Linked DNA regions of Homo sapiens: regions 1 and 3 are each linked to region 2. The links are chromatin contacts, found by Hi-C or POLR2A ChIA-PET in ENCODE. All regions are on one chromosome and are shown on one strand. Each heading gives the region's core, a stretch centred on a gene start or an enhancer-like site at or near the end of the contact. The rest is flanking DNA. Distances are from core to core; before and after follow the strand shown.

The links. Hi-C counts contacts between places; a loop is a spot of excess contacts on that map. ChIA-PET counts read pairs that join two places held with the same protein, here RNA polymerase II (POLR2A). Pooled maps may share reads with other maps.
Region 1: a loop to region 2 is called in a pooled map, with 6 times the contacts of the local background. The contact joins the promoter of PDP2 here to the promoter of CTCF in region 2. A Hi-C loop is called at or near these places in 5 of 50 pooled maps. POLR2A ChIA-PET finds 5 or more read pairs at or near these places in 2 of 52 experiments (A673 and OCI-LY7).
Region 3: a map of natural killer cell shows a loop between it and region 2 (4-fold over the local background). The contact joins the promoter of SLC7A6OS here to the promoter of CTCF in region 2. A Hi-C loop is called at or near these places in 2 of 168 maps with a recorded cell type or tissue (naive thymus-derived CD4-positive, alpha-beta T cell and natural killer cell), 1 of 37 single-sample maps with no recorded cell type and 9 of 50 pooled maps. POLR2A ChIA-PET finds 5 or more read pairs at or near these places in 2 of 52 experiments (WTC11 and activated CD4-positive, alpha-beta T cell).

Annotation. Positions count from the first base shown.
Region 1 is chr16:66,879,188-66,883,956 of GRCh38, forward strand. It overlaps PDP2 (pyruvate dehydrogenase phosphatase catalytic subunit 2), which reads left to right and starts at 1,328. Exons shown (of 2, transcript NM_020786.4): 1 at 1,328-1,453. RefSeq lists enhancers at 1,042-1,121, 1,370-2,142 and a silencer at 1,602-1,781.
Region 2 is chr16:67,560,303-67,564,865 of GRCh38, forward strand. It overlaps CTCF (CCCTC-binding factor), which reads left to right and starts at 2,224. Exons shown (of 12, transcript NM_006565.4): 1 at 2,224-2,422. It overlaps CTCF-DT (CTCF divergent transcript), which reads right to left and starts at 2,007. Exons shown (of 1, transcript NR_158165.1): 1 at 1,109-2,007. It overlaps LOC124903703 (a long non-coding RNA gene), which reads right to left and starts at 3,148. Exons shown (of 2, transcript XR_007065094.1): 1 at 2,993-3,148. RefSeq lists enhancers at 1,316-1,365, 1,386-1,435, 2,580-3,442 and silencers at 1,666-2,675, 3,196-3,295.
Region 3 is chr16:68,307,806-68,312,292 of GRCh38, forward strand. SLC7A6OS (solute carrier family 7 member 6 opposite strand) reads right to left here and starts at 3,141. Exons shown (of 5, transcript NM_032178.3): 1 at 2,930-3,141; 2 at 2,530-2,808. The coding sequence starts at 3,121. It overlaps PRMT7 (protein arginine methyltransferase 7), which reads left to right and starts at 3,214. Exons shown (of 19, transcript NM_019023.5): 1 at 3,214-3,294; 2 at 4,237-4,371. RefSeq lists an enhancer at 2,146-3,110.

The DNA.
Region 1 (4,769 bases), core at 78-2,577, 680 kb before region 2:
CGGGAGGCGGAGCTTGCAGTGAGCCGAGATCCCGCCACTGCACTCCAGCCTGGGCGACAGAGCGAGACTCCGTCTCAAAAAAAAAAAAAAAAAAAAAAAAAAAAGACTTTAGGGCAGGAATTTGAGGGTTTTTTTGGTTTGTTTTTGTTTCTGTTTTTGTTTTTTTTGAGACAGACTCTCACTCTGTCTCCCAGGCTGGCGTGCAGTGGCATGATCTCACCTCAGTGCAACTTCCACCTCCCTGGTTCAAATGATTCTCATGCCTCAGCCTCCCAGGTAGCTGGGACTACAGGCGCGCACCACCACTCCCAGCTAATTTTTGTATTTTTAGTAGAGACGGTTTCGTGATGTTGGCCAGGCTGGTCTCAAACTCCTGACCTCAGGAGATCCCCCCGCCTCGGCCTCCCAAAGTGCTGGGATTACAGGCAGGAGCCACCGCACTCGGCCTTGGAATTTGAGTTTTAGAAGTGTCATTCTGCCAGGCGTGATGGCTCACGTCTGTAATCCCAGCACTTTGGGGAGGCTGAGGTGGGAGGATTGCTTGAGCCCGGCAGTTTGAGACCAGCCTGGGCAACATAGAAAGACCTTGTCTCTACCCACCAACCACGAGAAAAGGTGGGAGGGGCGTCATTCTGGCTGCTCTGCTCTGTGGTTAGGACCAAGTCAAAGGTGGAGGAGGGAAAACCGTAAAATCAAGTGAGAGGCTTGGAATAGGGTGGCTGCGTCGCCGGATGGATGAGTGGAGAGAGATTTAGGAGATAGGATTTACAGCATTAGATAACTGGAAAGAGAGGGTGAGGGAGAGGAAGGAGTCAAGATGCCTCCCAGGGTTTTGGCTTGGGTCTCTGGGCAGATGGTGGGGCCATTACTGGGTTAGGAGAGAAGAGAAAAAGCAAGTTTGGCAGAAAGCTGAGTTTGGGGTAAGTTATGTTTGAGGCGCCTGGGGGCCTCCAGAGGCAGGTGTCCAGGTGGCTGGACATCAGGGTGTGGCGCTCAAGAGAGGGTTCTGGAGTGGTCGACACCGAAGTGGAGAGGAAGCAGTGAGGTGTTCTAACAACGGTGAGGAATTGGGGAGGCCGCTGGGTTCGGGGTATGCAGAGTGTAGCGGCCACGTAGCTGGCGATCTCAGGCACGTGACTGCCTGGTCCTGTGGCCCCGCGCTCGAACACTTTCAGCACCCAGGCAGGGGGTAAGGGGCGGTGTTGCCCCCTCCCGGGTCCCGCCTTTCTGCCCGCCTCTCATCCTCTTTAGCCATTGGGCAATACCTCTGTCCATCAAGGGCCCGCCTCCGCAATTGAGCCAACCAGGGCTGGCGGGAGGGCGCTTCCTTCTGGAGCTGGGTCCTGACTAGGGACCGCCTGGGTGAGGTGAGGACCTGGTGGCCGCAGTTGTGGCACTGTGCGCAGGCGCTGAACTGACCGGACGGAGCGGGCGGCTGTGGCCTCGCCAGCTGGTGAGAAGCGGGCGAGGGTCCGAGGTAGGGAAGGTAACGAGCGGGGGATGTGGACACCTCTTTCCCCGCCAGGCCTCGCCGGCGCCTGACCCTCCCGGCCTGCGGCACCGGCTCAGGTGACTGGGCGGAGGGAGAGCTGAGGTGAGGGGGCGGGTCCGCGGCGGAGAGGGACCAGCTGGGCCTACGACCACGGTCACCCCACTCACGTGCGCGCGCCACGTGGGCCCGCGGGCTCGCCGAGGACCCTTGGCTGCCTACCGGGGCACCCCACTAGCTGCTCTGGCCTATCGAGCACCCCTTGGAGCTCTGTGTCCCGACTGCACGCCCCTGTTTTACAGGCTGGCAAGCCGGGGCTCAGAGGCACCAAGCGGGTCGCCCGGGGGCACCCAGCTGGGGTACGGCCGTGCCGGGGTTCTAGGGAGATCGGTTTTGGTGGGCTCCGGAGTCCATGCACTTAGCGATGAGGCTGAAGTCAGAGATTTGAACTTGGGACCTGTCTGTTTTCTTTAAGGATGCAAGAGGGTTTGCGTCCTGGCTGCGGTGTATCACCCTGCACCGCTGCCTGCCTTGACTGCAGGGCCGGAGCGTCAGGCGCCCTCTGCTCCCGGACAGACCGCCCCCGCACCGACTTCTGCGGGGTGGGCTGGCAGGGGGTGGGGGAGTGAAGGGACGGTCCTCAGTCCTGGGAACTCTTGAGGTCCCGACAAATGATCTCGAGATCCCGAGGGCAGGATTCATACATGAAAAGCTCATTATAATGGGTCAAGGTTTTGTTCTGTTTTTTTTTTTTTAATTTAATTTAATTTAATTTAATTTAATTTAATTTATTATATTCCAAGGAAAAGTACCACCAGGGCTAGTGAAGGGACTAGGAAACTCGTCACCCCCTTGAGGAGGCAGATGTGAAGCTTTTGGAAATCAGTTTGGCAATGAGTCTACACCCTTGGACCTACTGACTCCTTGTTTGGGAAATAACTAGGATAAAACCTAAGTAGAGAAAAGGTTACTGCATAAAGCAGTACAGTTTGGTGGGGTTTTGTTGTTGTTGTTGTTTTTAAAGAGACAGATCTGGCTCTGTCGCCCAGGCTGGAGTGCAGTGGTGTGATCATAGCTCACTGCAGTCTTGAAATCTTGGGCTCAAGCGATCCTCCCACCTCAGCCTCTTGAGTAGCTGGGACTACAGGCACTTACCACCATGCCCAGCTAATCTAAAAATTTTTGTAGAGATGGGGCACTTGCTGTATCACCCAGGGTGGTCTTAAACTCCCTAGCCTCAAGTGATCCTCTTGCCTTGGCCTCCCAAAATGCTGAGATTATAGGCATGAGCCACTGTGCCCAGTCCAGTTTGGTATTTTATATTAATAAATAGCAAGTAGTAGAAACAACCTCTAAATTTCCAGCCGTAAAGAATAGTTAAGTAAGTTGTGATTATTTATGTCAAAATGTAGCCATCAGATGTGAAAAAATACTCTTATCAGGAAAGCCAGATTCAAAGTTGGGGTTACAACTCTACAAAAATACGTACAGAATGACTGTGCGCAGTAGCTCCCACCTGTAATCTCAGCACTTTGGGAGGCCAAGGGCGGAAGATCGCTTGAGCCTAGGAGTTTGAGACCAGCCTGGAAAACACGGGGAGACCCTGTCTATTAGCTGGGCCTGGCGGCACATGCCTGTAGTCCCAGCTATGTAGGAGGCTGAGGCAGGAGGATCCCTTGAGGCCAGAAGGGCAAGGCTGCAGTGAGCCACGATCTTACCATTGCACTCTAGCCTGGGGACAGAGCCAGGCTCCATCTCAAAAACAAAACAAAACAAAAAAAAACCAAACAAAAAATACCCAGAATGACTTAGAGGGGTATATACCTAATGATGAAAATAATAGCTACTTTTTTTTTTTTAGCAGAAGCGTCATATTTTATTAAATTCTCACAAAACCTTCTAAGACTAATATTCCCATTCCACCAATAGATAACTGGAGTGTTACCTCATCAGCAGTGTGTCTGATGCTACACAAGATAGTATCACAGCTAGTGTGCTATTGGGCCTCTGAAAATGTCATATTTAGCCAGTATTTGAGGACTTAGTGTGTGCCGGGTACAGGGCCAGGCACTGGAAAGCTGTTGGTGAGTAAGGCAGCCATAGTTGCTTGAGTCATGGAGTTTATAGACTAGTGGGGAAATATACATGTATATAAAATTTAGTTTTTGAGACAGGGTCTTGCTCTGTTGCCCAGGCTGGAGTGCAGTGGCAGGAGCACAGCTCATTGCAGTCTTGACCTCCAGGGCTTAAGCAATCCTCTCACCTCAGCCTTACAAGTGAATGGGGCTATAGGTGTGCGCCACCATGCCCAACTAATTTGTAAAAAAATTTTTTGTAGAAACCAGGTCTCCTTATGTTGCCCAGGCTGGTCTTGGAACTCCTAGGCTCAAGTGATCCTCCCGCCTCAGCCTTTGGAGTGGTTACAGGTATGAGCCACTATGCCCGAAGCAGATTATTTATTTATTTATTTATTTTTGAGACGGAGTTTCGCTCTCGCCCAGGCTGGAGTGCAGTGGTGCAATCTTGGCTCACTGCAAACTCTGCCTCCTGGGTTCACGCCATTCTCCTGCCTCAGCCTCCTGAGTAGCTGGGACTACAGGCGCCCATCACTGCACCCAGCTAAATTTTTGTATTTTTAGTAGAGACGGGGTTTCACTGTGTTAGCCAGGATGGTCTCGATCTCCTGAACTCGTGATCAGCCCACCTCGGCCTCCCAAAGTGCTGGGATTACAGGCGTGAGCCACCGCGTCAGGCCTGTTTTTGTTTTCTTTGAGACAGGGTCTCACTCCCTCTCTAGTGAGGCCCAGGCTAGACTGCAGTGGCACAATCACTGCTTTCTGCAGCCTCAACTTACCAGGCTCAGATGATTCTCCTACCTCAGCCTCCCAAGTAGCTGTGACTATAGATACACACCACCATGCCTGGCAATTTTTTTATTTTTTTTATTTTTTTGGAGAGACAGGGTTTCACCATGTTGCCCAGGCTAGTCTCGAACTCCTGGGCTCAAGCTATCCACCCACCTTGGCCTCCCAAAGTGCTAGGATTACAGGCATGAGCCACCAGGCCTGGCCCCCGAAGCAGATATTTAAATGAACACTTATAGTCTGCTGGTGAGAGTGAGTTTAGTGTATTTTAAATAGTTTATTCTAAGTCATTTTTGTTCAGGATATTAGCAAATGTTTTCAGAAGTCAGTATTTTTAAGAAATTAAATTTGTGGCTGGGTGCTTTGGCTCACGCCTGTAATCCCAGCACTTTGGGAGGCCGAGGCAGGTGGATCAC
Region 2 (4,563 bases), core at 974-3,473:
AATGCCACCAAGGCAATCCTGTTAAGGACTTGCCTTCCCTCTCCCCTGCACTTGCATCTGTCTTCACCTTTGTTGCCCTTATCATGAATGGAAGCATCCCTGTTCCTCTCCAAGGTCAACCCTCCCTGTTTCCTTATATCTTCTGATGGATTTCACTCCTATATAGGTCAAGCAAGCCTCCTCTCTCCTGGATCACCCATCTTTCTTCCCCACCATATCCCTCCCAATGGCACATAAACATGCTCTGGGAACCCTACCATCTTTTATTTTATTTATTATTATTTTTTGAGATGGAGTCCCGCTTTGTTGCCCAGGCTGGAGTGCTGTGGCCCAATCTTGGCTCTCTGCAACCTCTGCCTCCCGGGTTCAAGCAATTCTCCTGCCTCAGCCTCCCCAGTAGCTTGGATTACAGGCGCGCGATACCATGCCCAACTAATTTTTGTATTTTTAGTAGAGACCGGGTTTCACCATATTGGCCAGGCTGGTCTCGAACTCCTGACCTCAGGTGATCCACCTGCCTTGGCCTCCCAAAGTGCTAGGATAACAGGCGTGAGCCACTGCGCCCGGCCCCTACTATCTTTTAAAAGATTTCTTTCTATATCTATCCCCAAACTTATCTGGTCCCTTCACAGCAAAACCTCTCTCAAATTGCATACATGTGCTGTCTCCATTTCCTCACTTTCCTGGTGACTGTTTAACCCATTCCGGTCAGGTCCACCTCCCTGATATACTCACGTGAATCAAGCCAAGGCCATCAGTGACATTCTCCAGTGACTTGCAAGGTGACCCAATCCAATAGCCACATCTCTGGCCCAAGTTTATCACACCGCTCAGCTGATGCCTCCTACCTGAAACCTTCTCTGCCCAGGGATTCCACAACTCAGCGCTAGCTTTCATGACTTCCTAGATGCTGCCTTTCAGACTCCTTCTCCATTACCCTCCCAATATTGGAGTGCCCCAGGATTTGGCCATGGAATTTCTCTTCACTCTTTCCTCCAAGCCAAGCCAGGGGTCGTAAACTGACAGCTCATCTGTGTGGTTTAATCAGCTCATGAAGTTTAAAAACATCTGATTCAGTTGCTAACATCTAAAAACTCTGGAGATTTGACATCTTAAAAATACAGATTTTTTTATTCCTTTAGGGGAAAAAAAAAGAGTATGTTATTGGGCCAGCATTCTCACAACGGAACGGTCAGATGGATGGAGAAGAAGCTGCTCCCTAGATATTGGGTCCATTTGATATCTAAGGGAAGAGTCATATTCCCTGTAAGTACCAAAAGGCTCTCATCCCAGAGCCACCAGCACCTTGCAGTCAGTTCTTGGTCAACTTGACTGCAGGTTGGGAAGGGTCCGCAGGCGCCTCCTGGGGAGGGGTGGGACTGAAGGTCTCCGCCCACAGAGAACAGCTCTCCCGCAAAGACAAGAAATGCACGTTTCCACAGAATTACACAGCGCTAAATACAGAAACTCCTTTCAGTAAAAAGCGATTGCTATGAACGTGTTAAAGCATCAAGTCTGGTTTTCCGCCACCTCTCCGGGCTGAGGTGGCCTGGGGACACCAAGAGGAGGCCCTCCCACTCTCCTCTCGCACCCGCTTTTAGGTGGCCCTCTTCTAGGGCGGAGAGATCACCAAAAGCCGCTGAGCAAGGACAGCCCTTCCAGTCGTCGCTCGCGGGCACGGAGCTGGGAGCGCGCGGGAACCGACCGGGCCTTACTCTGGGGCGGGCAGCTGTAAGACATTCGGAGGGCGGGTCGGGCCTGGCTGGGGCGGAGACTGGGCGGGGCCGGGCCCGGGAGCCTCCTCAGCCCCACTGGCTTGCCCCGCGCGCGCTTCCTCCAGCCACCCCCACTTCCCCAACCCTGTACGGGTTCAGGGGGCCGGAGACAGCAGCTAGGGAATAAGGTCAAGCGGACTGGATCCGGCACCGCCCAGGGGCGGCGGCCTCCGCCCAGGAAGCCCCACCCAGCGGGAGCCAGGACGCCGCGGCGCCGGCAGAGCCCACGAGCGACCCGGCGAGGGCGCGTGCGGCGTGACGACGCGACTCGCGGCGCGTCCCGTGACGCCATCGCGCCCGCTTTTGAAAGTTGGCGCCCGGGGCCGCCTCCCATGCTGCCCTGCGCCAACCCCTCCCCTCACCTTTCCTCCCCCGCCCTCTACTCGCCGCCCGGCCGGTCCCCCCACCCGTCCCTTCCCTTATCAGCACCCGCGGCCCCGGCAGCGCCGACGCAGGCGCACTGCACCGCGCCGCCGCCATTTTGTGTCTGAGCCTGTGGAGCGATTAAACCGTGCGCGGAGCTGCTTCTTTGGCGGCAGCGGCGGCGGCGGTGGCCGGTGCGGACGCGCGGAGCTCGCCGGAGACGCCGGGTGGCCGGAGCCGTGGAGCGGCGGCGGAGCGGGCGCCGCGGGGGGTGTGGCGCGGAGGTAAGGGGGCCCGGGGTGGAGGAGGTTTCGCGGGCCGCCTCTAGGTGTCACGATGGGGCCGCTCCGGTCGGCGCTGGCTGCAGCCCGGCGCCAGCGCCGCCGCCGGGGGGTGTTTGTCTCCCTCTACCGTCCCTGCTGCGGCGCGGCCGCCGCCATTGCCCGTCGCCGCCGTGGCCCGGCCGCCCCCCCCACCCCCACGCCCGCCCGCCCGCCCGCCCGCTAGGCCTCCCTCCTGGCAGCGCGCTAGGCCTCGGGCGGCGGCAGAGGCAGAGGCCCGCGCGCCCGGCGACTCCATTTTCCTTCCTTTGTCTGCCCTCGAGGCCGGTTCTTGGCCGGCCGATCGCCCGGCCGCGGCCCGCCCTCTGTCCTGTGTCCTCCGCCCCTCCCGCGGCGGGTGGCCCCAGCTGAGACACTATCTCCGCGTCCCGGCTTCGGCGCCCGCCTAGCTTAAGGGTTCGGACCGACTGCCGCCGCGCGCTAAGCCAGGTCCCGGTGCCGTATGGGTGTCGGGCCCTGGCCGTCGCGTCTCGGGCTGCCCCTCCTCCAGCCAGCCCCGTCCCCGGAACCTACCCTGCCGGCCTGCGTGCCTTCCCAGCTGCTTGGCTGCTCGGCGGTCGCTCCCAGTCCGCGCGTCGCCGCCGCTGGTCTCCGTCTCCGCCGAGTGGCGCAGGCGGCGCTGCAGCGGCTGCGAGCAGAGGGACCCCAGAGCTGCCGAGAGCTCCCTCTGCAAGGCTGGCTGAGCTGCTCGCACCTCTACGCTGCCTGAGCGGGCGGGGGGACGCGCGCTCGCCGCCCCCGCTGCGCCCCCAAACTCGCGCCCGGGTTCCTGGCCGGACCCGACCGGTGCGGCCCCCCCACGGTGGGCGGAAAAGATGCGAGTTCCGCACCAAGTAGTTTTTATCCAGCCGGGTTCGGACTCCCCAGCCGAGTGATAGCAGCCTGACTTTGTGCGCTCAGAGATCTCAAAGGGACTGAAACTTAAATTTCATTCTGATCTCAAGTGACGTGACAAATTTCTGAATTTGGGAGTATGGGCTAAGTCCCTTGAGTTTCCCTCCCGCTTTAAAATGTCCTCACACTAACTTAGTACCTGATGCTCTAGGGCTAGGTGAAGGCGGTTCTGCCCCAGGATTGTGCAACTCGATCTAGAGCGCCAGTAGGGCAGAATGAGTTTATTCTTGACTCGACTGGTAATTTGCCCATGCGATGAAATATGAGGGTTGATGTTGTAATTGAATCCTGGGTCACTTGCTGCAGATGGTTTATAAATATCTACGCCTAATGTAACTACTGTTTAGTAGGAGACTTCCTGTAGCCCCGAGTTCAGCGTTAAGTAAACATTCGCATACGTAGTCTTCATACTTTGAGTTTCGATCAACTAGGAAAGTTAAAAACCAAGTCCTCATAGGTGGGAAAGGAAGTTAAACAAGGCATATATTTAAATTTATTCGGTCCTTAAGTTTTCTTTCTTCACTAAAAAGCATCCCGTTGAATTGCGGGAGTCTTTTGCTTTTCCGTAAATATTCTAGTGCCTTAATATAGTTCATTGCAGCAGTTAATGTATCAGTTCGGGTTGTTTTGGAGAGAAGAAAGTCTGGATTAACCTGTTTTTAGGAAGGAAGCTATGTTAAGTTTATGAAGAAATTAAACAGCCTGGTCCTAACCAAAGTTGTCCAGTCCACTGTATGTAATCTCAATGTGTAGCTCCTCACTGCAGTCCTCTTCGTAGGCACGCTTTCTATGTCTCCTTTTGGAACCCTGCAAAATATTCCTGCCACCCCTCTTCCTCAATAAAATTGCATAGAGTAACTAAATGCAGTAGCGTTGATTGATAGTTAGACTTGGGAATAGAATCACCTTTAATTATCTAATATGTTAGTCCAATTGTGTAATTTATTGCATTCTTTTGTGACTTTGTTTTCCTTTTGAAATTGTGGTTAAGTAGCATGTTTTATTTATTTAAATAAGCTCAACATTGAGTTAAAAATTAAAATACAGCAGGTGTATAATCGAGCCAGGAGTAAAGCTTGTTTTCCCGGGTTAGTACTGTGCTCCATAGACCATATTTTGCTTCTTGGTTTGGTTGTTTCATATGCAGTCATCAGCTTCTTGGGTTTATACGTCATTTATGCTGTTTTAGT
Region 3 (4,487 bases), core at 1,891-4,390, 750 kb after region 2:
GGTATGTTTAGAGTCGGTATTGCTTTACTGGAAAAATCTCTGTTCATATCGGTCATCAGTTTATCTCCTAGTTTTCTTTATAAAATTAAATTAGCTATTTACTCTTGTTTTTTGAGATGGAGTTTTGCTCTTCTCGCCCAGGCTGGAGTGCAGTGGTGCAATCTTGGCTCACTGCAACCTCTGCCTCCCGCGTTCAGGCGATTCTCCTGCCTCAACCTCCCGAGTAGATGGGATTACAGGCGCCCGCCACCACGCCCGGCTAATTTTTGTATTTTTAGTAGAAATGGGGTTTTGCCATATTGGCCAGGCTGGTCTTGAACTCCTGACCTCAAGTGATCCACCCGCCTCAGCCTCCCAAAGTGCTGGGATTACAGGCATGAGCCACTGTGCCCGGCCTAGTGAACTATTTACTTGATTCAATTCCACGGAGCATTGGTTTACTTTACACATTTTGTAAGTCATGCATTAGTCTGGAATGTTTTGGTGAAAGATGTGGCTATGGACATCATACACAAATTGCTATCCACTTACACTAGCACCAGCTGGACGTGGTGGCTCACGCCTGTAATCCCAGCACTTTGGGAGGCCGATGCGGGTGGATCACCTGAGGTCAGGAGTTCAAGACCAGCCTGGCCAAGGTGGCGAAACCCCGTCTCTACTAAAAATACAAAATTAGCCGGGTGTGGTGGCTCATGCCTGTAATCCCAGCTACTCGCGAGGCTGAGGCATGAGAACTGCTTGAATCCAGGAGGCAGAGGCTGCGGTGAGCCGAGATCGCGCCACTGCACTACAGCCTGGGCGACAAGGGCGAGACTCCATCTCAAACAAAACAAAAACAACAATAAACAATTACACTAGTACCATTTGCTTGTTGCTTGTGGATTCATTTTGAATTATAATTGTTTTAAGTTGCAAAAATAATTAAAATGAGTTCTATAAAAATGTTTATCAAGAGAGGGCATATTGGCTAGGCGCAGCGGCTCATGCCTGTAATCCCAGCACTTTGGGAGGTTGAGGCGGGCGGATCACTGAGGCCAGGAGTTCAAAACCAGACTGGCCAACATAGCGAAACCCCGTCTCTACTAAAAATACAAAAATTAGCTGGGTGTGGTGGCTCACGCTTGTAATCCCAGCTATTTGGGAGGCTGAGGTAGGAGAATTGCTTGAACCCGGGAGTTGGAGGTTGCAGTGAGCCAGCATCATGCCAATGCACTCTAGCCTGGGCAACAGAGTGAGACTCTGACTCAAAAAAAAAAAAAAAAAGAGAGGGCACACTTTATGTTGAGAATTTTCTGGTTTTTTTTTTAGAGACAGTATCTTGCTCTGTTGCTCAAACCAGAGGGCAGTGACTTGATCACAGCTCACTGCAATCTCTAATTCCTGAGTTTAAGTGATCCTCCTGCCCCAGCCTCCCCAGTAGCTAGGACTACAAGCGCGTGCCACAATGCCCAGCTAATTTCCTCTTCCTTTTTGTAGTGACAAGGTCTTGCTTTGTTGCCCAGGCTGGCCTCAAGCGACCCTCCTGCCTCAGCCTCCCAAAGCGCTGGGATTACAGGGAGTATTTTATTTTTTTTTGAGACAGGGTCTCACTCTGTCACCTAGGCTGAAATGCCACTGCCGCACAATCATGGCTCACTGTAGCCTTGACCTCCCCAGGCTCAAGTGATCCTCCCGCCTGGGCCTCCCTACGTGCTAGGATTAGGCGTCAGCTACTGTGCCCAGCCTCAAGGAGAATTTTCCATTTCTGTAGTTTTGCTGCATGTAGTAGACTTTTTTTGGAAGTGATTGCAAATGAAGTTAGCAAATGTAATATAAAGAAAAGCACTGGATTAAATGTGAGAAAACTTGCATTCTAGACCTAAATCTACCTCAAACTTGATATGCTATCCAGGACTATTCCTTTAACCTCTCTTTGATCAATTTTCCTACCTGCTCTATCTCTATTTTGCTCCAGTGATCCCCATCTCAGTCAGGGTGAAAGGCAATGTCCTTGCAAGTACCTAGCAGGCATCCTCCCCTCAAATTCCTTACTGCTCTCCTCTAGCTCACCGGGCTCCAGGCACCTTGCAAGGAGCAAAGAAACGGCTTAAGGGCCTCTTTACTTTCAGGTTCTCTGCCTAGAAGTCCTCTCGATATGTGGAATACCCTGCCATTCACCTTCTGCAAGTCTTCACTCAAATGTCATTTCCTCAGTGACACTCTCACTGAAGTGGCACCACTCTTCCTGCTTTGTCTCCCCGCCTCCTTACATCCCTTATCATCATCTGACACTGAATAGACTTGTTTACTGTTTCTGTCTACCTGCATGTTAGGTCCTCACTGCTGTATCCACAGAATCTAAAAAAATACCTGGCATATCGTAGGCACGTAGTAAACACATGTTGGATGAACAACCAAATCTGTAAAATGAGGCCGTCACGCCGGATGGATCATCCATCCCCTTAAGATGAAACTGTGCTGCGACTGGGCCCAGTCTTCTTGCATTACCATCCTGAGAAGCCCAGCGACCACCTTCAGGGGCATACTCACTTTGCAGGAGCCTGCAGAGGCGGCTTCAGGTTCTCCCTCCTCGTGGACAAGGTCTAACAACTGAAAGCCCGAGTTCCCGGCGGCTTCTGGGTTCCCCGGCGTGTACTCGGACTCCTGGCCGCTCGAGGTGGTCCCCAAGGATCGGCGGCTGGAAAGCACCCGGTAGCGGCCCTCCTGCCGGACCTCCCGAGCCGAGGCGCGGAGATTACGGCGGACACGCTGCTGGCTGTCCCGTGACGGGCGCAGAACTTCCCGCAGGAGAGGCTGGACTGGTTCCTCCTAGGGGGCAACAGGGGACGGAGGCCAGCGTAAGCAGGAGTTCGCGAGCGGGTCAGGGATCGGGTTTCGTACCGGCTGCACCCGAAGATGCCCTCCACACCAGCTGCACCACGCCCAATACCTGGGAGCACACAGTGGCCACCAAGTGGAAGACATTATTCTCCGCCGCTCTCTCCAAACCCTCCGACGTCTTCTGTGCCGCTGACTCGACCGCGTCGCTCCGGAGGCGTTTACAAGCGAGCACAAGAGCCTCCGCCGGCTCCGCACTGCGCTTCCGCTTCACCCGGAGTACAGCGGTCCTGGCGGCCTCCATAGTGGCTGCCGCTGAGCACTGTGGGAGCTCGCGGGGTGTGATGGGATAGCTTTCCAGTTCTGCTTTAGGACCCGCCCCCCAGCACGCTCCTCGACGCTGCGAGGTCCCGCCCCGCGTGCTGGCCGCGGTAAAAGTGGTAGCAGCGGAGGCGAGCGGAGGGTTTCCCGCGGCGGGTGAGGCGCTGGGTATGCTGGGAAGGTGGGGTCGCTTTGGGGTTCTGTGTGCAGCGAGCATGGTGTCCTTGGCACCAGGGTTTCGGCAGAGGAGCCTAGCGTGGGCCTACTTGGACTCCTCCGCGTGGGGCAGCTCGGGACACCCGGGCCTGCAGGAGAGCGGGGTTCTAGGCTGGCCCCGGCTCTGCAGTGCAGCCGGGTGCCTGCCACTCGCGGGGCTCTGTCGCAGTACTCGTGCCTGGCGCCTCCCCTCAGCCACAGAGACCGCAGTAGCTCCAACCATCGCACCCCTAACTGGGCCACGAGTTCTCTGATTGCCAGACCTGTTGTCTTTGCCACTCACTGTTCTGAGTAATTGGAGAGTCGTGTATTCACTACACGCCAACCAGAGTGGTCCTGTAAAAGCGTAAGCCTAGTGTAGATACGCTTCTGCTTAAAACTCTTGAGTGGCTCCCAGTGCTTTTAGAACAAAATCCAAACGCCTTTCCGAAGTCGACAAGGCCCAGCTTGATTGAGCAGAAGATGTGATAGGAGATGAGGAGCGGGGGGCTTCTGCAAAAGTGCTTCGGTCGCTCAGGCTTTTGGCACATTTTGCTTATGCAACCTAGTTCTTTCTACCTTAGGGCCTTTTCTTGGGAAAGTTGGGGTAAGGATTCCTGACCTGTAAAAACTCTTCCCCAACTTTTATCCCGGTCTGTCTTGTAGATCTCAAATGCTAGTTTCCTCAGAGTCCTTCTGTAACCTTGGTTTTCTCTTTCTACAACGCTCTGTGTATTTCTTGCATTCATGTAGTCTGTAATTTGTATTACTCTCTCATTAGAGTCTAAGCTCTTGGAGGGCAAGGGTCTTCTCTAGCTTGTGGTGGTGGCTCCAGTCCCTAATATAGTGCCTGGCACATAGAAGGTATTTAATAAATTTTGTTATTTTATTTTTTCGAGACAGAGTCTCACTCTGCTGCCTAGGCTGAGTGCAGTGGTGTGATCGAGGCGCACTGCAGCCTTGACCTCCTGGGCTCAAGCGATCCTCACCTCGGCCTACCGAGTAGCTGGGACTACAGGCACGCGCCACTACACTCGGGTAATTTTTAATTTTAATATATGTATATTTATATATATATATATATATATATATTTTTTTTTTTAAGACAGGGTCTCACTCTGTCACCCAGGCTGGAGTTCAGTGGCGCCATCTCT